2 separate regions of the Homo sapiens genome follow, and region 1 is linked to region 2. A link is an interaction called in ENCODE POLR2A ChIA-PET data of the cell type or tissue named here. Cell type or tissue: CD4-positive, alpha-beta T cell. All regions are shown on one strand. Each heading gives the region's core, and the rest is flanking DNA. Links, peaks and the distances in the headings are about the cores only. Region 1 holds the start of LOC107984374 (a long non-coding RNA gene). Region 2 overlaps ETS1 (ETS proto-oncogene 1, transcription factor).

Region 1 (12,036 bases), core at 5,444-7,943, 460 kb after region 2:
GATTTTTCATTTCACCTCTTAAATGTCAAATTCTATTAGTCATATGCACAATACACACTCATTTTTGTTTGTTTAACACTGGAACACATTCCATGTCTGTGTGAAGTTGGCAGGTTCTTATTTTAATACGCTGCCTCATAACCATCATCCTAATCTGAGTTGAGGGGGTGCATTTTGGCGATGGAGAAAAACATGTAAGTTGCAATTCTCAAATTATATTTGGCAGAATATGACGTTTCCTCCCTCTCAGTACCAAACCTGACAAAAATATCTGATCAAATTTCCAAAATAATTAAGGGTTTAAAAAGTCATGCAGACATGGTCCCAGCTTCAGCCTAAGCTGCACTCACCCCTGGGACTCAGACATGTCTGGGTTTGACCGGTTAGCAAGTAGAGCAAGCAGCTCCCTGGCATCTAGTGAAGGAATTCAATTGCATGTGGGAAAGAAGCCTCAGTAAAGGAGGATTGGTGAGAAGCACCAGGAGGACATCTGAGATCTTTTAAGTTCTCTGGGCCGGCATTAGCTGCTTCTATTTGAGCCCTATAGAAAGCAAAGTGCAGCTGTAAGATAAACTGTTTGAACAATTCCATTATTTCCTGGGAGACTCTGAAACACAACCAGTTCTACATTGGTTCTCTGGTGACAAAGTGAGGGAGAGGAGCCTTTTGTCTACATCTACGCTAAACCCGGCATAGCCTTGGTGTATTGAGAGCTCCACTCTGTATGGAGCAGGCATGCAGACTTTGTGATGAGAACATGGATACTCCATGGTGGGCACTGCCAGAGGGCAAGAGGGTGGTACTCTGAACTGGCTTATCAGGAAGCAGGTACTGACGAGGAGACTGGAACAGGAGAGGAAGAACCTTGCTGATGCCATGTGGCCACTGGAGCCCTAGGAATTGTTTGCAAGCTCAGGTGATACATCTCCAAGTCACTCCAAGGAACAACTGGATTAGACTATAGGATTAGACTTTGAAGCGTTAAAGAGGTTTTTGTGGAAGCAGGGGAAATGGCACTTGTGGAATTATTACTATTAATTTTGTACTCATTGTACTCACTTGTAGTCAAAGCCTGTAGAAATGTACCTTAAATTATTTGATGTAGATATGTATAGATATGTGTAGATTTTAAACTATCAATGAAAAAGTGGCAGGTTAGTTTACTCTGTCATCTACAAGTCCTTTTATTCACTTATACTTTCTTCCAAAAACATTATTTTCCCTTTCCTAGATGTCTCAAATTTGATATTTGTAAATATTCATCCATTTATTCACTAAATATCTTTTTTTTTCAAGAGTCTGTGAAATCTAGTGGGTATGCTATAAGATTCCAGATAAGACAGGTTGGGACTTGAACCCTGTCCTTGCTATTACTCACTGGGGGCTATCGTCAAGTTTCTTAATCTATCTGTGCCTCAGTTTTCTCATAAGTAAAATGGGAATCACACACACACATTCACATACACATATGCCCTTATTGAGTTGCTGCAAAAGTATAGATAATGTACTTATTTCAATGTCTGAATATAGTCAGTGCTTATTCATGTTAGCTTAAATAACCAACAGCAACATTATTATCTATTATGAACATGCAGGGCCTTGTGAGAAAACAGGAAAAAATGTCTCAGGGTCATTGTCAAGGAGTCCTTTTTATGCTCCGGTAAGAAAGGTAAGTCTTATAATTTTGGAACAGTCATGTTGTCATTGAAAGATGAGTTTTCTCTCTAGTATTCCTGCCCTAGTGTCAGTCCCCATTTTGGCTTTTGGGTGTGAAGAGTGGTTTGTCTTTTTTGCTGGTATCTTTTGTTCAGTGAAATAGTGAATATATACCTTTGTTCTGTTTACTTCCCATGGTTTTATTTTCTCTCATTAATGTTTTTCCTAAATTCCACTGCAAAAAAAAAAAAATGGCTGATAAAGATGGAGAAAAAAAGTCTAGAAAGAGGGATTTGTTTGTGTCTTCTCCTAGTAAAATTTTCAGCCCTTGGCGGTGGTGGACATTTTTCTCTCTTATCACATTCTCTGCAGTTGAGCTATTCCCACCAGAGACATATTCAGGACTGGACATTATTTTGATTTTAAAGAAGGGGTAATCATGAATTAATTATTAATTTCAATCATGAAGAAATGATGGTCAAAGAAGAAGTAATCAAAAGAGAACAGTAAATAAATAGAGGCTTCACACCCAGATTGTAGGATGGCTACAATCACAAAGACAGCAAATAACATGTGCTGGTGAAGATATGGAGAATGGAGAACCCTCATACCCTGCTGTTGGGGATGCTGAATGGGGAAGCCCCTTTGAAAGACAGCCAGAAAGTTCTTCAAAAGGTTAAATGCAGAGTGACCACATGACTCAGAAGTCACATTTCTAGATTTATACCCAGGTGAAATGAAAATATGTCTCCACCCAAAAGATTATAGCAACATTATTCATTATACACAAAAAGTGGAAACAGCTCAAATCTCCTTCAGGTGATAAATGGATAAATAAAATGTGGGTTATTCATATAATAGAACCTGATTCATCAATAAAAATAAATGGAGCACTGATGCATGCTATGGTGTGGATGTACAGCATGTATGAACATGAAAAACACTTTGCTCAGTGAAAGAAGGACGTCATACTGTATGATTCCATTTAAATAAAATGTCCAGAATAGGCAAATCAACAGGGACAGAAAGTAGATTCGTCGTTGCCAGGGCTGGAGTGGAAGGGACTGGGGGAAATGGGGAGGGACTGACATTGGGTGTGGGGTTTCTTTTTGGTGTCATGAAATGATCCAAAATTCACTGTGGTGGTGGGTAACTTTTCGAATATACTTAAATCATTGACTTGTACATTTTAAATGGGTGAATTGTATGGTATGTGAATTATATTTTAGTAACACTGAGCTTAAAAAAATAGACTGACACAATGTAGATAACTACCCCACCTATATTCCACCCCTAACTATAGTGAACTTTTATAAATAACCTTGAGATATAAAACTTTGCCCCTGGAAGAAAGGGAACATCTGTGTTACAAACACAAACATGGACAATTTCTTCAAGAAATAAAGGGAAATTAGAATTTTTTTAAAAACCTGCAATTCCAAGTTACATTTTTAAGAATTGCTATGCACTTTGACAAGTGCAGGACAGTTCCTCATCAACTATGCTGTGATCGTACAGTTTGCTGAAATATTTTCATTTCTAGCATATTATTATATTAAGAAAAGAAAGTGCTTTGTGAAATTGTTGAGACCAAGAAAAGCAGCCCTAGAGTGGCCTGGAGGGAAAACATTGGGTCTCTTTATGATATTACTCAAAGGCCTTTTAGATCCTGGAGAGGTGACAAAGTCACCCAGGAGAGTGAAGGATAACACAGTAAAAAGTCTTATGTAAAACTGAGACAGGGCTTTTCCTCTGGAAGAATCTTCAACTTCTGGTGCTAAGTCATCTTCCTATAGCTTCCCTGAAGCAGGAATTAGCATTGTAAACTCTTTCTAGACTGTAGGGTGAGTAAACTAGCCTCACCCAGTGAAGCTCTTGCAGAGACAAGAGCAGATGGCAGACATTCAAGCAGCAAGCCCTGGCTCCATCCACCTGCACCTTATGTGGCAGCAACTCTGGTCAGGGAGCACTCAAGAGGCTGTGGAAAGATGCAAGAGAAATAGGACATGTCCAGTGAATCATCCTGGCACACATATGAATGGTTTTTTAACTGTGAATCTGCTTATTTCCACACAAATAGCATAGGAACTGAGGGAATCAAATGAGAGCCACTGTCGCTCTGACAAAAAGAAAGAGAAAGGAAGAGAGACAGAGGAAGTAAGCGTTTGTTTCATATTTACTTCTTGAATATTCCCTAGTGCAAAGCACATGTATGTGATCCTGCTCTATGCTCATGAAATCCATGCATCATCTCTTATATTAATTTTACAGATGTGGAAACTCAAATAAAGAGAGGTGAAAGAGTCCCCAGGACAACACAAAAAGGTGACAGAGCCACTGAATTTAAATCCATACCCTCTAATTCAAGGTTAGTTCTCTTCTCTATAACTGCTGTTTCCAATAGTTTCATGGAAACCACAAAATATTTTCTAATTTACCCTAAATATTTTAAATATTTTCATGACATTCTTTACTCCAATGTATAGTTACCCTCTTTCCTGAATTCTTAAACTCTCATCACATTTACTTAAGTAGCCTGATATTTAATTTTTTTTTTTCAGTGAGATGGTAAGTCTCCAGGGTGAGAGCTGTGTTCAAGGTGCCCTTTTTTCATTCAAAATATCATGTGCACTTATTGATTCATAATAGGCATTCAATAAAAATTTGCTGAATCAAAAAGAAAAAGAAATCCAGATATTCTGTTTTATTTCCATTGTCCTCCTCCTTCTCATTTTGAGCTGTCTTCATGTTTCAGGCACTACGCTTAGCACAATTCATACCTTATCTCATTTAAACACAATTATTATCTGCTTTTTTTACTTAAGAAAACTGAGACACAAAGACATGGGGCTTATTTTCACAAGGCCACAGAGCTTGAGCGTTCATCAGCCTGATCCCAGAGCCCAACCTCTTAACCATTACAGGATTTTGTCTCAAGACCACCCATCAATGCGGTAATGGGATCTAAAGTTGAACCCAAGAGCTCTGGCTTTTTGGCTGCCAACCTCATCATTAACCCCTCCACCAGGGGAAATCAACCAGCCAAAAAGCTGTGCATTCTCTCCCCAGTATTTCCTTCCACCTAAGCCAGCATGGTATTCCCCAGAGTCACTTCCCACCCTGGCACACAAACCACAAGTAAAAAAACTGGAGCATCAAACACCAACATTAGCAGGATAAATACTCCATCTAATCATCCTACTAAATCATCAGACTGAGTCCCCAGAATTCTAATGCTCTTTCACTCCATTCCCTCTGCCTCTCTTGAGGCTTTAATTTGAGCCTTTCCCTCCCAACTAAAACCAGATATGTAAAGATGGTATTATATTTCTTCACAGCTAATAGCCAGACTATGAAATCATCCAGCAAGCAACTCCCAAGCCATGTGAATCAGTCGTAACACATTTCCTTCATTTTTATAACCCTGGAGATGGAAGAAGGGCCAGGAGGTAGATGAAGGGGAGGGTTATTGCCAGGTATTGTTAACTTTGTCCCTGGGTAATTGAAGTAAGAGCAGTCCAGGTCAGATTAGAAGCAAGATCTTGGAAAAGCTTGGATATAACAGGGACCTGGTAGACCCATATTGGATTGATTATGAAGCAGGAAGTGAAATCTGACATGCCTGACATTTAACACCCTAACCACATCCTGTCTCCTAGATGATGAGAATAAAGATATTGTATATTCAGTGGCACTGACATTTTTATGCCTCTTAACGAAAAGGGAAACAACTTTCTGGGACTGGTTGAAAGGATAAGGAAGCAGAGAACACCTTCACGGCCTTTAAGGAAGATAGGGGATTTGAGTAGGAAGTTGTATAAGGAAGGAAACATCAAGTCCTATATTTTGGGTGAATAAAGCAAACTAAGTTGCATCAGCCTGGGCAAAGAATGTTTTGAGTGAGGAAAATAAATGAAATAGCAATTGAAAACAGAAAAATCCAGTAATGATTTCTTTATTACCTGAAATACTTGAGATTTTTCAATGTTTTCACTCTCAACGTTTTCAACAATTTTCAGAACTAAAGGTATTTTAAAACTTGTATTAACTGTTGAAGGCTACTTGAGGATGCATAGGATTGAAGCACTGGTAGGTGTCTAGCTTAATAGCACATCTCAATAGCACATCTTGTATTTATATAATACAGCTTGAGGATTTCAACAGGTCTCTCAAAATGACCCCCTTCAGCAGCCCAGTCCACCTCCAAGTGCCCTCTTCTAAACAACTGAAAATAAGCAGGAAACAATTTCTTGTTATCGCTGGGAAAGAGATAGTTCTATTTCCCGAGTAATCGGTTTCCATGCATAAACAGCAAGAAAATATTCTTTTTGCCATTCTGAACCTAAATCACTCTTGCTGTAATTTATGATCATTTTCTCATATTCCATATTAAATAAAAGTGGAAAATAGCTCACTATTTCTTTTATTATAAGATTGTAGTTGACATCAGTAGATAATATCCATTCGACTGTATTCAGAGGAGTGGAAGGACAGGTGATTTTATCTAACATGGAACCATAGCCCCCAAATATGATGGAGCTGAGTAAAATCACTTGGTGGCCTGCCAGGAATGACACCACAGAAAATGTCATCAATGGTAATAGCAACAATAATATCTAGCTCCTCAACAGCATTTTATAATTTTGGAGAATATTTTCACATAAATCATCACATTTGATAGCCTTTTAAATTTTTATTTTAAAATGTATTTAACTTATTGAGAACTCTTACCTCACAATCATGCAAGCCACTTAAAATTTCCAGAAAGAAAACATAAATTTCCTATGAACTCAGCACTCTTCCCTGTTTGTCACTTTTGCTTTTGTTTCTCATGGATTTCATTCTTCTCTTCTCCAAAGTATTTCATCCTTATTTTGGTTCTTTCCTGTTCTCTTTTGCACACTCATCCGTCTGATTTCCAAGAACGTGATTCTCTTCTTTTATGTTTCCCCCCAAGGAAATGAAAGAAGAGTTTTGAAGAGACAGCTGCCCTCCATGCTCACGGCAGCATCATTCAAAACAGCTAAGATGAAGAAACAACTAAAAAAGTCTGTTGAGAAATGAATAAAGAAATACAATAATTTGTTTTTTTCTTCTTCCCACTTTCAACTTGTGAGACCCCATCACTGCCTTTTGGACTCTTGCTTCTTTTCTGATTCATGTTCCTGTTCACCATCACCTGCCCCACAGCACCCTCACAGGAAAAGAAAAAAAAAAGCCAAAACAAAACCGATCTCTTTGTTCACTGGATCAAAAGTCTTTTATTATAGTGCATTCAGACATTCAGAATACATATATGAGGCCTGCTATTCCTCACATGTTTGAGGGGAAGCAAGTAGTGTTTTTTACTTTTATTTTCTTTTGCCCTTGTTACTACCAAAACTACACACACACACACACACACACACACACACACACACACACCCTGTGTGCATGAATCTGCAGAAACTATTTTGTGAGTTCCTTTTACTATTTTACTGAGACATAGCATTAGTCTCACTTGTTGGTGGAAAATATTTGTATTTATCAAGGAACCTGACATCAGAAACCAGCTGGTCAATCTTACTTGCTTTCTAGTTGAGTCAACTCTATGTTGTTGAAAGGTCATAGGATTTGGGGAAAAAAAAGACAAAGATTTAGGCCAAAAAGACCTGTCACTCACTGGGACATGGATCAGACACTGAGTCCTCCCTGGGCACCAGTCATCTCTTCTGTGGAAGGGAAACCCTGCTTTCTGCACTGCCTCTCTCATGGTGATAAAAGGAATAATGGGATCGTGAATATAAATGCTTCATAAACTCTGAAGTTCTATAGGTTAAATTAAATAAGCTGGAGGCCACTAGCCTGAGTCTGTCTCCATACTTTGAGTTCCTACGTAGCAAAGTACAACCTAACTTAGCACTTAAACCTAACTTAGGAGTATAATAAACAGAAGTGTTTCAGCCAGTCACAGGCAGTCAACTCATCATACCGTACTCAAATAAGGCAGACATCTTAGCTGTGGCCAATAAAATGATTCTTCTACTTTACTTCTGTGTCTGCCAATAAAAGCTCGCTGCTCACTCTCCTAAAAAAAAAAAAAGCTCTCTGAACCTCTTCTGATTCTTAGAGTTGCCTGACGCCTGAATCATTTTTTGCTCATGTAAATTCTTTTAAATTTAATTTGCCTGAAGTTTTTCTTTTAACATATGCCTGAATATGATTCTTGATCATTTTTAAAGCCCCAAGTTTTAATTTGCAATGGTAGTATATCACAGTGGTCAGGAATATATAGACTTTGAAGGCAAAACGTCTGAGTTTATATCCAGGTTTTGCTGTTATAGTAGTGTGACCTTGCGCAAGTCATTACTTAACTTCTCTATGCCTCAGTTTTCTCATAATAATGGCACCTACATTAAAGGGTCATTATAATCCCATTACTAGTGGATATATGCAAAGTAGTTAGAAAAGTAGTAGGTACTTTATAAAGTCACCTGCTATTTTATTGTTGTTGTTAGTTTTTGTTATTTTATTTATTTTCATAATTTCATTTTTAACTTCTTTCTCTCCAAAGCACGAGCTAAAGATCTTTGTTGGCCTATGTTCAATGCCCACGTCTTCAGGACGGTTGGAGCTTCATCTTTATGGCTTACATTTTATGTTACTGATTCACACTTTCACTTCTGGGTGATTTTTCCTTATTGGTGTTCCTAGTGCCTTTGTTTTATTATTGTGAATGTGGTGTCATCTCCGGAAGACCAGATTGTGTTCAGCCTGCACACCATTTATCTCTTTAGCTTCTTTACTTCCCTCTTCTTCAGAATCTGACAGGTAAATTCTAATAGGAAAGCTTCAAACCCATAGAGATGGCTCTACATGAAGTGTTACTCATCAATCCCTCTGGTATTTTTTCACTGAAGCTTCGCTCATGGAGGTCTCCTGGTTTACAACACCTTCCTGTATTTCAGAAGCCTCTATGGCACAAAAGAGTTATGCATTGTCTTAGACAGAAAATAATTGTTTGATCAATCAGATCTTTGTGGATGAGCAACCTTTGATTTTTTCCTTTGGGCCTATTTTCCATTTTCCTTGAAGTTCACAGAAAACCAATCACCATCTCTTTGCTCTTGTATACCCTGGCTGCATTGTTTATCATTCCTGTTCTTCTTGTCAGACTTCATGGCAAGCTTAGTCTTCAATTTACAATCTTGTCCTTCTGTTTCTCTCAAAAAATGTTCCTAATGCCTCCTTTCTTCCTTTCTTCTAACTTTTTCAACTTTCTCCCATTTGCTATTAGCAGCCAGAGGTAAACCCAGTCACCCTATAACAGAGTGGACTCTGCAGTGAAAGGGGCTCACCCTGGATGTTTCTCTTCTCCAGGAATTCCACCTTGTGGCTTACTTTGTAAACGGTCATGGTGGCTGCTCCTTTATTTTGTTTTTCATTTTTGAATAGTCACACTGTGTTGAGCCGTTCCTTACCTCTATCCCTGCCACCCCGTCTCTTAGAGGATTCCTGCACAAGCTGTCTGTGCCATTTTCCTCAGTGTCACCTGCCCGTGGCTGCCGTGTCTTGAAAGCCCATGGCTACTTCCCTTTCCCATCCTGCTCACACTCAGAAGGCTGGGATTGGAGCTTTGATTCTTGCTTAAACTCTTCATTGCTCATCACTTTGATCCTGCCTTTGCGTATTTCTTCTTTTTGGTCTTTGATTTTGCTATTTCTGCTCAAATTTCTGCTTTTTTTTTTTTTTCCTATTTAAGAACTCCATTAAATGATTCCACAGCTGGAAATATCTATTTACTTCCCCAAAGATGGTGGCTTTATACTTTCCCTTGAAAGCCCCCCACCTCTCTCTTTCAAGTGTTCATTTTTCTCTGAAATTTTTGGAAGTGAGAATGGGCAGTCTTCATTTTTCTTAGCATAGTTTAAATTTGTTCTTTTATTTATTTATTTATTTATTTATTTAGAAGCAGTTTTGCTCTTGTTGCCTAGACTGGTGTGCAGTGGTGCGATCTCAGCTCATTGCAACCTCCGTCTCCCGGGTTCAAGTGATTCTCCTGCCTCAGCCTCCCAAGTAGCTGGGATTACAGGCATGCGCCACCATGCCTGGCTAATTTTGTATTTTTAGTAGAGATGGGGTTTCTCCATGTTGGTCAATCTGGTCTCGAACTCCCGACCTCAGGTGATCTGCCCACCTCAGCCTCCCAAAATGCTGGGATTACAGGCATGAGCCACCGCACCTGGCCTTGTTCTTGTTTTAACAGGAATCTGTTCTTCCTCCAAGTACTTCTGTCAATTTTGTGTCTGGGAAATTTAATGTAGCCTTTACTGAAGCATGACTAAAATAGGTACTATTATTCATTAACTCCACCACTCTGACCATAAATCCAGTCTAGTCTATTTCTCCACTTTTCTTGGTCAGCGAATGTTGCTGTAAGGACACTCCTCTAGTAGCTCATTCTCACAAGGCATGTTAGAAACCCACTGGCAACACCAGTCTTCTTGCTTTGTGTAGAATCTATTCTATGCATCATAAAAACTATTATTAAAATGATTTTTCAGGCAAAAATAATATTTAGTAGAATTTTCTGTGTTAGGCACTGTGCTAAGTATTTTCTAACATCAGCTTTGTTTTATACTTATAAAATACCTTATGAGGCAGGTAAAAAATAGTAGAACAATTTTATGGCTTTCTTTTTTTATAGGTAGAGATTTTATAGGTAGAAACTAAGGGTTGACAAGAGTATGATCCATTCAGTGGTAGAACCAGAATTCTAATGCATGTCTTCCAGTTTCCACGGTGCCACATGACACATCGTTTACCTTAACCTTTTTCATCATTAAAAAAGTCATGAAATATTTTAAGTATAATGAAAAGTAAATAACATAATCAGCATAATTGATTAAATTTCAACATTTTACCATATTTCTTTCAGAATTATTTTTATTATTAATAATAGTAGCAATATATTACATAAGTTAAATATTATCATAGATGCAGTTGAAGAGCTACATGGACTCCAGTTCAGTTTCATTATACTGAATTTGGTGTGTTATCATTCTTAGCTAATGTTCAGTGTTGTGCTGAGAAAGCGTTGATGTTTATTAGTTGATTTTGTTTGTGTTTTTTTCGTTTGTTTTGCTTTATGTTATTAAGAATTGTGTTTCTTTAATTAGTGTACTATTTCTTTCTGTGGTATTAGTAGATGGTTGAGGTCAGGGAGTACATGTAGAGGTAAAGCACCTGTCTATTCCATAGAGAACTAGATATGGGAGCTGGTTCTGAAGTTCCCAGAAGCTGAAGAAGAGTTTGTATTTTACAACGGCTGCTCAAGTCATTCTTCACTTAACTTTGGTGATTCGATTATTTTGAACAGTGGAATAAACTGAGCAATTCATTTTTGTTCAGTATGAGTAACTCTTGCTTATCTATGTAACCTTCTTTCACAAACAAAATGTCATTGTTAACTTGGCTTTTGTTTTTCTGACTTGTGAGTCAACTACAAAGTGGCATTAACAGAGACGTTGATACTGTATTTCCAGCTGTAAAACTGGGTTTTAGGAGAAATGGAGTAAAAAACGTGTATTATTAGAATGCCAAAGGCAACAGTTAACCAGGACTATCCCTAGATGCCTTACTAACTAAGTACTAGATATTTATATTTCTAAAAGCAAAGTTCTGATGGAAAGCTCTACCAACTTAGGGATTGCATAACTTATGAGGAATATTGGGAACTTCAATAAAAGGAAGAAAAGTTCACAAAACTAGCATTATAATGAGAAGTCGATAAATAGTATCTTTTAAAATAATAACTCTATAATTATTGTATGTTTACTTGGATTAAGCACAATGGAAACTACTTTAAATATATTTCCTTGTGTAATACTCATAATTACCCTATTACATATTCTTAGTCTCATTTTTTTAAATAAGGAAACCGGGGCTTAGAGAGCTTAAGCAATTTATGTAAAGTTACCCAGTTATTAAGTGAACAGGCAAAAATCTGTTTAAATTCTCTTAAATATCATCCTGGAGATTGACCTTTCTTCCAGCAAAGCCTGTCAGATCCTAGTATTTAATGTACTAAAGTAATCAGGCAAAGTAGGAAAAAATTAAATCAGAAAAGGAAAGATTTGTCCATTCCTTGTGTTTCTGCAGGAAACTCTACGTATTAGCCATCATGTCTAGCTTATACTGGATTTTCAATTATTTGACCTTTTGTCTGTTTCATTATCGCATCACTGGTTATTTTTGTCTTGTACGGCACCCAGTGTATATAGCATCAAGTACTAATAAAAGGAACTTCCAAATACAACACTTTTCCCTCTGGCTTAGTGGTGTCCAAGATTTATGAAACTACAATAACTTTATTTATTGCACAACATAACTCTCCCCAAA
Region 2 (12,036 bases), core at 3,431-5,930:
CCAAAGCAGGGACCTAAGTTCAGCATGCCAGTTTTTGGGGGAAAAACAAGGAAAACGATCATTGATGACAGTGTAGAGTTTATCTACTGGTGCTTGTGTAAGCACTTCTCATCTCCATCCATCTTTTCTTTTTTCCTCATGTTCTGTTTATTTTCTGATAGTTATTGGGCGCAAACTTTGTGCCAGTATCCTCATTATTTCGCCCCAATAGTGAAGCATTATTATTGCCATTTCATAGATGAAGAAACTGAGATTAAACGACTTGCCCAAGGTTGCAAAGCTGCTGAGTGGAGGAGTTCAGATTCAAACCCAGCTGTAGCTAACTTGAAAATTCCATGTCTGTTGTTTTCAGAATTCTCAGAAATATTTGGGTGTTTGTGGAATTTGGGGGAAATACTAAGGTCCGTTTGTGCATATTGTTTGCTAGTTCATCTTAATACTTGGCTATATCTGGTAGCATTTTACAGTTTGCCATGTGACTTCACCACATTTGAGCTCATGGTAATCCTTAGAGTTACCAATATTTTACAAATAAGGAAAGTGCAGTGCACCGATGCCAAGTTACCCTCCCAAGGTTCCAGGGCAAATAAGCGGAGAGTTAGAACATGAAGCTCCAGTCAGTTTCTCCAAATCCCCTGACATTTGAGTTCAGCCACATGGATTTTAAACATTTCTTTGATTCGATGAGTATCTAGTACATTCACTTAAATATAATAATGATGTTATTAATAAACGTTAGCTTGAGATCAAAGTGTCAACAAGGCATTCTTTTCTCTTTTGGTGGAGGTAGATTTCACCCACATATTTTATGCATCTATAACAAGTCCCACATAGCTGGCTGATTACTGAGCTTTGAGCAGGTAGCACTGGTCACTATGCACAGATTAGTATGATTACTGAGCTTTGAGCAGCTTGAACAGATCACTATGATATAGGCTCTGGAAAGGTTGTGCAGATATGCCTGATGCCAAGGCACTGGCAAAATTGTTGGTAGGCTGGCAAGTTAGTTCCTTCTCAAGGAAAAAAAAGTGTGAATGATCCTATAGGTTACTAGACAGACATGCAGTTTCCCTTTGGAGAAGGTTGACTTTGGACTTTGAGAAATACATTTTTTTTTCTTTTAATCTAAAGAGATTTGAAAATAATAGATGTCCAATTTTTGTTTACCTATTCTGAACTATAAGGCACATTGCTTTGTTCTTCTGTGCCTCAGTTTACCCCTTTTAGTAAAGGAGGTCTATTTTAATCAGTGAGAGCTTCAGGTAGCTGGAGGAATGCTTCAGGAAACACAAAACACAATGAAAAAATTGTTGAATCTTAAGCTGCATGTTGTGGAAAAGAACTGTACCAAGGAGGCATACAGAGATTAATGTCATCTTAGATGAACAATTTTTTCACCCTGCTAGTTTCCATTTGGGACATAGGGTGTTTGCTGTGGTACCATGCATAGACACTCAGAGCTTAGCAGAGTTATGTCAGATTATCTCTCTAAAACAATGTGTTGTTCCTTACCAAAAAACGTAAGCCCCTCTGGCCGGACCTTATTTTGGTCATTATGGGAGGCAGAGCATTCCAAGGTCAAATGACGGGTTTTCCATCTGGGAAGTATTCTTTTGGTTGCTGGTGTTTCCTTGGGAGTGGATGTAAACCTTAAGTAGCCAGTAGTGACCTTGAGTACCTCTGGATTACTAGGGAAGGGGAGGTAGGGATGGGAAGTTGGGCGGTACACCTGATTATAGCAAGCATGAAGATAATAGTTTTAAGTTTGCTGTTTTGAATCTGGGCACTAACTTCAATGCTTGCCAGGAAAATCTTATCTTGTAAAGCAAATCCTAGTGAGGTCACGAAGTGTGTCTCCTCCTCCAATTGGGGTTCAGCACTATGGCTTGGTGCCCTCCATGTACCAATAGTTTTGGGTCAGGCCTAAGGGGTCCTTGGTCTTAGCTTTGCCCGGTTTGAATATTTTCTCTGCTGTTAACTGGGCAGGGTGGCATAGGTGGTCATCTTATTACCTTCTGTTGCCTGATGTGAGAATCAGGATACCCAAGTCTGGCTTTACCTTAAGCCACCAGATATGGACACATGTCTGCATTATCTTTGTATTCTTCTCCAAGAAGGATGCTCCTAGTGAGTGAGCTGCCTTTCTTTGAGAGAGAGTGGGAAAGTTAATGAGTTCACATTTAGAAAGTACTCTGGAGTCTTTGGTGATTCAAGGAGTGTTATTAAATTAGTGGGAGATATGATACGGAGTGGGGATGCTAAATACATATGAGCTCCCCAAGGGTGAGTCATGTGTATGTGTACAGGAAATGCATCCTTATTTCATATAAGATCAAGAGTTCAATCTTACACCTCCCTTGCCTCCTAATGGAAACCAAACATTCTTCAAAACTGCTGGATGCTTGCTTTTCTTTACATAACTGCAGTTCAGTTGGAGGAGTGAGAGAAGTGAAGCTAATATTTACAGAGAGTACCTACTATGTGTCAGATACTTTGCAATGTGCTTTACAGAAATACATAATCACATTCTTTAAACAACCCTTTGAGGTTGATGCCTTAATTCCCATTTTGTAGATAAGAAATTGAGTCCAGAATTAAGTTCAGATAATTTGCCCAAAGCCATAGAGTTTTCAAGTCATAAATTTGATCTTAGACCTTTCTAGTTGCCAAGGCCTTCCTACTTAGACAGAATCCATTTGGAGAGAAAACTTTCTAACATTCTTCTAAGAGGTCTTGATTCTTGGCACATTCTTCTGTGTGATGTGTTCTCTGTCAGGCTTGTCATTATAGGGGCAGGAAGAACGCACTCATTTCACTTATACATATCTACCATTGGGATGTGTTAGTAGTGGGAAAGTAAAAAAAAAAAAAAAAAAAAAAAAAATTTTCACCTGATTTCCATGGTGCATTTTCAAATCCAAAGTAGACACATGAAAGGTGGCTAGCCAAATTTACTAAACTTGTGTACAGAATTGGTGCTTTGGCCCCCACTCTCCAGATTAGACAATTGAGGAATGAAGTGAGAGCTCCACCCCAGCTTGAGAGTTCTCCAGGGAGGGGATGTTCAGAGGCACAAGCCTAGGGCTTGAAGCTACTTGATGCAAGAGGGACATTTGTAGAAAAGTAAACACACACACAGAATGAATCAGCATCTCCACGGTGGACATAATGTTAACCTCTGATTCAATTGGAGATTTTTAAAAATAAAGAATCTATTTCTGGATTTCTGAAGGTCTCTCTTGCAGGGAGCTTTGTGGCTTTTCCATGCCTTCCACCCATCCTCTTCTGTAATGGATGATCTGATGAAAGAACTTTGAAATTTCAGGCTGACTGCAAAGTCTCCAAAGGATCTGGGGTGCTGGGTGAACCGAACAGCGATTTAGTTTTTTTAATGAGATTGGGCCCTGGGTGACTTGCCGCTGGTTTCTCCTGGCTTTGATCAAAATATCTGCCTAGTGGCATGGTGCAGGCAGAGAGTGATGAGCAAAGATGATGCAAGTCTTCAGTTGCCCCCGACTGCCTTGGTTCGTAAGAAAATATTTTCAGTGTTTTTATGGGCAAACAAGTTCTAAGGAAGTAATACTTGAATTTCCAAAAGCTGGTGCAGAATACACACTAGGCTCTGCCTACACGAGCTAGTCACAAATCTCTTTACGAATCTTCTCTAAATTCCTGTTCTAGAGGAGCCTAAATGAAATTCGCCTTATTTAGTAATTGGTTCTTGGTTCTTATATTTGTCAGGTGGATTTATTTATGCCACAGGCTTTTTACCATGATCTTACGATACAGAGTTTAGATAAACCCTATTTCTCTTTGGGTACCTAAGCCCTCTAAGACAAAGGAGAGGGATTTACATTTAGGGTGCTTGATAGTAAGTAATTGAGTCCCTGAATCACACAGCGTCCCTTTCATTATGTTGGTTATAATGATATTCCTCACTGGAGGCAGCACCATGTCTTGAAAGAGCAGAGTTTTGAGGTAAGACAGCCCTGGGTTTGAATTCAGGCTTGATCTTTACTAATTTTTCCTTAGACAAATTATTTAACTTCTGTAAACCTTTCTTTTCTGATCCTTACAAAGGAGGTAATAATAAAGAGCTTTCAGGGCTGTTAGGATTAGAGATAATTCCTGTGAAAACTTTTATACTTTTTCATTGCCACAGGAGCTCAATAAACCATTATCTTGTAGGTCACTAAATTCTGTACAAAAGTTCATTGCTGCTGTCGCTGTTATTACTTCAGCGGTTGTTAAAACTGTGGTTACTATTAACCTGGTTACAGAAAATTTTCCACTTGACACCTCCATAACCAAGTGGGCCAGAGCCGTCCCTGTGGCCAGTTCAATTATTTTCAAATGCCTCTCACGCATTCTTACCGAACGTGAGTTAGGGCTTGAGTTATGATTCCAACTCTAAAGCATTATTTTTAGACATTGCCCTTGCCACTTCAACAAGGCAGTTTTTTGGAATTGATGTTATCAGGATTTAAAATTATTTTAATTGCTGAAGTACTGTCCTCTTTGCCCTGGAGTCTTTTCTTTTCTGGGAGGTGACCCAGCCATTCAAGGTTTAGGAGAAAAACTCTGTACTTGATAATACAGCCAGGCAGGATTAGAACTCCTGTTCTCCCAGGCGTCATTTCCTGAGCTAGGCTGCTGCCGGGAAGGTCCAGGTCAGTGAAGACCTGGCAGCCCCCTGAAGATAATAAGATTCAAGACAGAAAAAGCCCACCGACCTTTCCTTCTTTGCCACAGATGTCCCTCCTGTCCCCAGAAAATGGCCATCGCAGTTCTAGCAGGCTTCCCCTAAGGAAGATGTCTGCAGGAACCATGCACCTCTGGGGTTTGCTGGTTGCTGATTGCAATGGTTGATTTATAGCCAGAATCTGGCACCTAGAAAAGGGGATCCTGCGTCTTTAAACAGCTGTGCGCCACTGTGTGTAAATGTGCTTGCTAATCCAGTGACTAATTCAGTATATTATAAAGCAGCACTGAGCCGGCTGCCAAGGCAGGGCTGAATCCCAACTGGAGTGGTGTGTAAGGCTCAGAGAATTATGTCTTGAATTCTGCCACACCACCCGTCGCTGAAATCTCATCTGGTGTGTTCCCTGAACCAGCGCTGGCCTTCTGGTTCCTGTCTGCCCACTCCGCTCCCTCTCCTTCCCTCTCCCTCCCTCCGTCCCTGCCTTTATTTACTCATGGAGGGTGGAGCCCGGCTCGATCTGAGTCAGGGCCAGGGAACCAATCAGAGGTGCTCTGGGGCATTCCAGGGGCCAAAATTCATGATCCCTTTTGGAAAAGAATTTCCCAAAAAGATCCCTGGCATCACAGTGTTGTGACTGCACCTTCCTCAGTTCCTGTGCAGTGAGCCTTCACCGCCCCCACACCCCACCGCCCTATCAGCTTTTCCTCTGTCTCCCCCACCAGGGACTGGAGGGCGAAAGAGCCCTGTCTGATGGAGACTTCTTCCCCTTGAGAATCTTTTGTATGTAAGTATAAAGATGCACATATCACTTTAAAAGAGCACTCGGCAGCCTTTTCTGGGAGCATCTTTAGGGTAGGGAACTTGAGGGATTTTGTTCGTCTCCTAGAACCTGTGGCCCTTCCTCTTTAGTCCTCACATAAGTGGTCCCAGAAATTGCAGTTACCAGGTGTCTGCCTCTGGAAATGGCCCGTGCCCAGCCTCTCCCACGGTCGGTCTCCCAGTGAGCATCGCGGGGCTTCCATCTCACAAGGATTTCCAGGTGGCGGAGGTGGCTGTGGGAGATCTCATCCTCTCGTCTTCCCTTTCAGTAATGCCACCAACTGCCAGGGGCGCCATCCTGGACACCTTGCCCGCCTTCTGTCCCTCACGCCCTACACCCAGGACATCTTACGTGCACTCCTTCCTACCCCCTCCCCTAGTGCTTCTGGACCCCGCTAGTTCACTCACTCTGCATTGCAAAACCTTCCGCTTCAGCCGTGATCCCAGCACTCATCGTCTGTTGTGAGCATATAGCTATTGCTTCTGTACTTAGGCGGTGTTTGCTTCTCCCACTAGAGGGAAACTCTGCCTGAGGGATCTATCACCAAGGTATTCATTGTTGGGCTCATAGCAGTGGGCCAGTAGCTCTTTCTCTCTCTAACATTTACTTTTTTTTAAATTGAGATATAATTGATATAACATAAAATTTACCATCTTAAAGTGTACATGTCAGTGCATTCCAGTACATTCACAGAGTTGTGCCATCATCATCAACGTCTAATTCCAGAATGTTTTCATCACTCCCAAAAGAAGCCCCATGCTCATGAGCAGTCAGTAGCTCTTTCTGAAAAAAAGAATGCTGTCCAGCTGGGATGTGAGGAGAAGGGCTCGTATTCCTGATCTGGAGCTTGGAGCACACACCTGGGGGAGCGCTGCATCTCCCCAATCTCAAGGGACTTTTTCAGTCCCTCCTTCCTCACCACTCAAGCCCAGGGTTTATTCTGAGGGCTCATTGGTTAGGCTCCACTGTGTAGTGAGCTAGTGTCGTCTGGACAGAGATAATGAGCGCTTTCACCAGCTGCATGCAGACAGTTCAGTCCGGGGAGCTTGGGGCTGTGGTGGCTGCAATTTCCTAATGGCTTCCTGATGAGGCAGAGCCATTTATTAGCAGCGGATGAGGGCTGCACATCCCAGTCTCTCCCTTTCTCACCTACCCAGGCAGATGGAGAGTGGCTTAAGCTCCCTCCGCCTTTTGCATTGATCACTTTTTGTCTGCTCGCCACCCATTGGTTGGTCTCGCCCATTGATCTGGAGATTGGGTCTGCCTGGCGACTTACCACCCTCTTGGGCTTGCTACTGGGAGAGGCGTCTGAGGCTGTCTGCCCTGGGTCCGTGTGGGCGAGACTCTGGGGCAGCAGCAGGAACAATAGAATGCTGAAGATTGGGTGTTTGGGGCCATTAAAGAGAAGCCCATTGGGAAGGAGAAGAAAAAAATCTGTGGGGTCTAGAAGAGATCACAATGAGGTGGATCTTTCCTGGAACCCTTAGGTCTCTGCATTCCGACTGCATTTGCCTTCACAACTAGAGCTGCTTGTGTTACTTCAGGCCATGGCCTTTCTGGGGGTCAACAGATAGCTTCATTAATTAGATAGATCAGATTCAACTTACTGGCCAGTGCCCCTGATATTAAGTTCTGGCTTTGTCAGTGGGGTTTGTTGTATTCCCTCAACCCTATCACCATGGCTCAGTGACCCTATTTGGAATACCAGCAGGACTAGAAGGGTAGTGGTGTAAAACCTTTAAATGATATGAGGCACTCTGCCTTTCAGTGCTTTTTAGATAAAGGTTCATAGATCACTGAAGTTAACTGCAGTCTTCACTCTTTCTGGATTGACAGGAATAGCACCCTCAAATTTCAGAGCCATCAGACACCATGGTATCATGCTATCGGAGTTGACTGTTGAAAGTTGCTTAATATCCCTGGTATGCAACAAGGATCTTTGCTAGGAGGAAGCTTTTCCACCTTAGAGTCTGACCATTGGTATTCCAGACTTATAACCTGAAATAGGAGTGGATAGCATCATGAATCTGTAAAATCCCATCATATTTATTAGATCTTTGGATGGCTCATTCCTCTGTGATTCTTAATAACTTGGGGAGGAGTAGTGTTTATCCAGAATGATGAACCAGGACTTGATAGTAGTGAAGATATAGGAGAAAGCCTCTCCCTCCCAGTCCACTGTTGTAAGTAAACAGCAATGATGTAGAGGAAAAAAAAATCCTGAGAGGGAGCCAGAGTTCTAGAATTAGTAACCAGTGACTTAAGGCAAGTTGATGTCACCTTGAGCTTCATTTTACCCACCAGTAAAAGAAAAGGTTTGAACTAGATGACATCGAAAGCGTCTTCTAATTCTGTATTCCAGGAATAGTGTAAGACCCCTGACCAGTGGCAGAGCTTGGCTCCTCCTTCTCTCCACTTTTCATCCATTTTATAACTATGTCTGGTTGCAAGGAAAGAGAACATCCCTCCAAGGAGTTGTTAAAGTTTTATAGCAAATTCTGTAAATTCCTCTTTTCTGCTTTTTGGTCCTGGATAAGGCTTTATGCATCCTATAGCTATAGTGAGGGCGGGATAGAGGGACAGAGGCAGGGAAATGTGTGAACACACCAGGAGAGGACTCGGGCTGATAGTTATTGCTCCAGGCCATAAAAAAGGCCAAAGCCAAAGAGATATAGAGGCCAAAATTATAGATTAGGTAGGTCTACACAAACCTTGGAGTAGGCTCGTATGATAGGTTTAGCAGTGAGCGTAATGGTTTAGGGAGCATAAGCATGCTCCCTTCAAAGCTTATCTCTCTAGGCCCCTCCTTTTTAGTGCAGGAAACTTGAGCTGGGTCCCCACAATTATTGCCTAAATCCCCGAAGTCTCAGGATTTCTGACTCCTCATTAGGGACATATATTTAGATTTACTGCACTGTGTGGGGCCTGAATTCCATTAGATGTGCCATGTTGGGGCGGCACCATCGGTTTTTGGTGTGTTTAGCTGGCGTGCTGGTATTTTTTGGAGCCTGTGATAGGCAGAGGGACGGCCATCTCATGTGCTTACCAACATGCTCAGGGTGGGGATTTCTGCATCTTCTCTGATGTCAGCCTTGCTTTAGGGTAAGAATGTGTGTCTCTCTGCCTTCTCCTGACTCCTACCATGTGGTTCCCATGTGGCTCTTGTGAATTACACTGGGATGATTCAGCAGGGCCCTTAGAGAAGGGAATAATTAGTCTGTTGGGAGCAGGGGATAGGGGAGGAGTCAAGGAAGCAGTGTTTGAATGAAGTACCGTACCAGGTCAGGTGACCTATAGATCACTCACTTAGATCTTCACAGTTTGGTCTATTTTAGGTGGTCCAATGTTTCATCTGAATTTCAGTCTCCACCATTTGCATAGCATGAAAGATGTACTAGTATGTTTGCTTGTTATGGGCTTGTGCACATTATCTGTTGTCCTGGTAGTTCAAGTTTATGAGCGCACCCTCCAGATGGTCTGGACCCTGAGCATCTTGACACACTTATGAAGTTGATGAAGAGCATGTGGGGCTGGGGAAGGAACGTGATGCATCCCTTTTAACCATTTCTTGGCTCCTAGGGTTCGTTGGCCCTAGCAGTATCCAGCATGTGCCTGCTCTGTGCTTAAAATTTTAAGTTATAAAACATTTAACTGTTTGCTACTAGTTCCCTCCCAATGGGTTGACATTATCTGGGATGTTGTCTGTAAAATATTTTAAGCTATTTAAAGGAAAAAGAGAAAAAAAATCTTATTTAGATTTGTATATCTCCTTACATGTTGGTTTTCCAGGAACAAGGTGGGAAGTTAGTGACAGGAACTTGAGGCATGAGTGGAAATCTGAAGTTACTGCTCAGGGGATCTCTTTGTTGAGCCCTGAATTTCTTGCCTCTGGGAGATTCCAGCTTTGCACGTGGGATTCTTAAGGCTATAAGGTTGGACTGGATCCAGAGGGTGCAGTTGCTTACTGTTGGTTGCGCATTAATGCTAAGGGCTGTCGGTGGAAACTCACAATGAAGGCATGCAGGAGGAGATGCCTGCAGGGGCTCACGGCCTGTGCCTCCCTCCCTGTTCCTTCCTCCCCAGCCCAGGCTCTCCTCATGTTCAGTTTGGTGTCTGTCACAGGCTAATCTACTGGTGGCTCTTTTTAGTAAGGCTGTAGGAGGATTAAGGATACAAGTAACACAGTTTGGGAAGGATTAAAATTGAGTATCTCTCCAAAGCCATGTTAGAGCAAAAGATGAAATTCCAGAAAATAGAGATACCATCAAAAAGGGGCTGAAATAAAGGGAAGAAGAGATTGTCCCTGAGATGTAATGCATACATATCTGTGAATTTCAGCTCTTGGCCTCTTTATTTGTCTCCAAAGAAATGAGGAGGGAACTTTCCCAGGGAAAAGCTCCTTTATAGTGCTCCTAAACATGTATAATTAACAGACCTAATAAGACTGTTGTTTCAGAAACCATAGAGTTGACCTCCATCGATTGGTTATTTTTTCCTTGGCGTTCCCACCTTCCTGCAACCTCTGTACAGAGAGGCCTTAATTGCTTTGGGCTGGGCAGAGCAGCAGTTACTTTTCTCATCTCTCCCTTCTCAGCAGTGGCTGTATTTTAGCAGAAGGCAAGCAAGCTTAAGAGAACCTCTAGGCTAAGAAGCAACTATACGAAGAAAAAAGAAGCCCATTTCTAAGCAGGCAGCCTTCTTGGTGACCTCATCTTCCTCCCAACTTGGGTCCAGTTGGAGCTGTGCATACAGGGCAGACTTCCAGTTCCTCCTGTCTGGGACTAACAGTGGCAGATATAAATAGACCAAGACTTTGTCTGTAGCCATTGTTCTCTAACTGCCCATTGTTTCTAGAAGCAAAGCAATGCTGTGGCTGCAGCTCTCTTTCTCTCTCTCTCTCTCTCTCCACCCCACCCCCTTTCTCTGTCTTTCTTTATTTCACTGTACAGGGGTCTGAATTCCAGCTCAACCATTTGTACTATCAGCCACCTTTCACTTGCCAGATGCTTAGAAACTCGAGGGGAGAACTGGCTCCACAAGTGGGAGACCAACTGAATATTGTAACCTCATATTTTGATTCCAGTAATGCTTTTGTCTGAGTCTTTCCATGATATATTTGTGGTCAAGACAAAGATATGTGGATCTAATGATAGTAAAGTCAGGAGGATTTGTAACTGGTTGAGCAACTATACCCAACGGGTCTTGATTAATGTGTCAGTGTCAGAGTAATGCATGGTCTCTGATGTTATGTTATGGGGATCAGTACTTGCTGGTTGCCTTTTCAACATTTTTATTAGGGGCTTAGAATAGAGAAAGACACAGAAAGCACACTTAGTGCATTGCAGATGGTGCAAAGCTGAGAATGATGGCTAATAGGATGAGCACAGATTCAAGGTATAAAAAAGTTCTTAGAAACATGGATCGAAACAAAGTGAAGTTAATATGGATAAATGTGAAGCCCTGTTGTGAAGTTAATAAAATTCAGTCAATAGGTACAGAACTGGTTCAGTATCACTTTCTATGGAGAGGTCCTGGCAATGTCCTTTGAGTGGCTTTTGTAGTTAGGCTGTTAGATCAGTGTTGTCTTAGTCTGCACCAGTCAAAGCTTATGGAGTAAGATGATCATCTCATTGTTCCCATTTAACTTCTGAGAAGCACGATGTTCACCTATGAATGCTTGTGATGCTCTTCAGGAACATAGGCTTAGAGGAATGCTTCTAGGTGGAGCGAGGGGAGTGGCCAAAAACCATGCCAACATGAATGGTTGAAGGAACCACGGAGTTTGGAAACCTGGACGGAAGTGATGATAGGAGGAAGAAAGCAGGGGAAAAGCTGCCAGATAAGGACAAATTTGCTTTGTGCTGCTGATCTCTCAACAAGCAAAGCAAGGGCCTATTGATAGAATTCATAAGAAGGCAGATTTAAACTCGTTGTGTCTAATCATTTTTAAATAATCATTTTGGCTTATAAGTGAAATTGTGTAGCTCAAAAAGGATGGGGCAACCAAATGTCTTAAGTGAGAAGACTTCTGGGGAAGTATGGTGGTCGTTCTTCAGGTCCTGCCCTGCCCCTCATGACCACTCATCATCAAGTACTCCTCTGTGGATCTGGAAGCTGGAGCAGGGTGTGCACGCATACTGTGTTGCTTCAGTGCCTGTGGCTGCCAATATTGAGAATCCTTGTCTGATGTACTGGGAAAATGGACTTGCGTATTCTTATTTTTCATTGTGGTTTCCCTGGGTTGAAAACAGACAGTTGCACTGTGTGAATGTGTATGAGTATGCTTTTTCCTTCTCAGTCCAGATTTATTTATTAAAAGAAAAACACATCTGCATAAAAAAGCCTTAGAACGCAGGAAGAATGTCCACTTTGTTTTTCTTTCTGTAGCACCGAGACATGTGGGGTTTCAGCTTCCTCTAAGAAGTTTTTGAAGACTGGCTTTCATCTCAAACAAGACTTTTTCCCATTGGAAAAACGGTCCTTTTTTGGTTTAAAAATGTATTTATATAATGTA

Evidence for each region. ChIA-PET counts read pairs that join two places held together with the same protein. Peaks named below come from ENCODE experiments on the same cell type or tissue, not always from the same donor. Only the 100,000 strongest peaks of a DNase experiment are listed, where the experiment ranks them.
Region 1: POLR2A ChIA-PET joins it to region 2 with 6 read pairs; 1 of 35 experiments calls an interaction of 5 or more read pairs at or near these places.

The regions. Positions count from the first base shown.
Region 1 is chr11:128,046,284-128,058,319 of GRCh38, reverse strand. LOC107984374 (a long non-coding RNA gene) reads left to right here and starts at 3,585. Exons shown (of 2, transcript XR_001748082.2): 1 at 3,585-4,024; 2 at 6,614-6,737. In CD4-positive, alpha-beta T cell, for the core only: no CTCF peak of the experiment used is centred there; a DNase peak (open chromatin) is centred at 6,869; H3K4me3 peaks cover 794 bases; H3K27ac peaks cover 2,459 bases.
Region 2 is chr11:128,500,399-128,512,434 of GRCh38, reverse strand. The region is part of intron 3 of ETS1 (ETS proto-oncogene 1, transcription factor); the gene reads left to right. Among named protein-coding and RNA genes, the nearest start is that of MIR6090, 16 kb to the left of the region's middle. RefSeq lists a silencer at 8,587-8,881 and an enhancer at 8,587-8,881. In CD4-positive, alpha-beta T cell, for the core only: no CTCF peak of the experiment used is centred there; DNase peaks (open chromatin) are centred at 3,454, 4,292, 4,914 and 5,418; H3K4me3 peaks cover 2,500 bases; H3K27ac peaks cover 2,500 bases.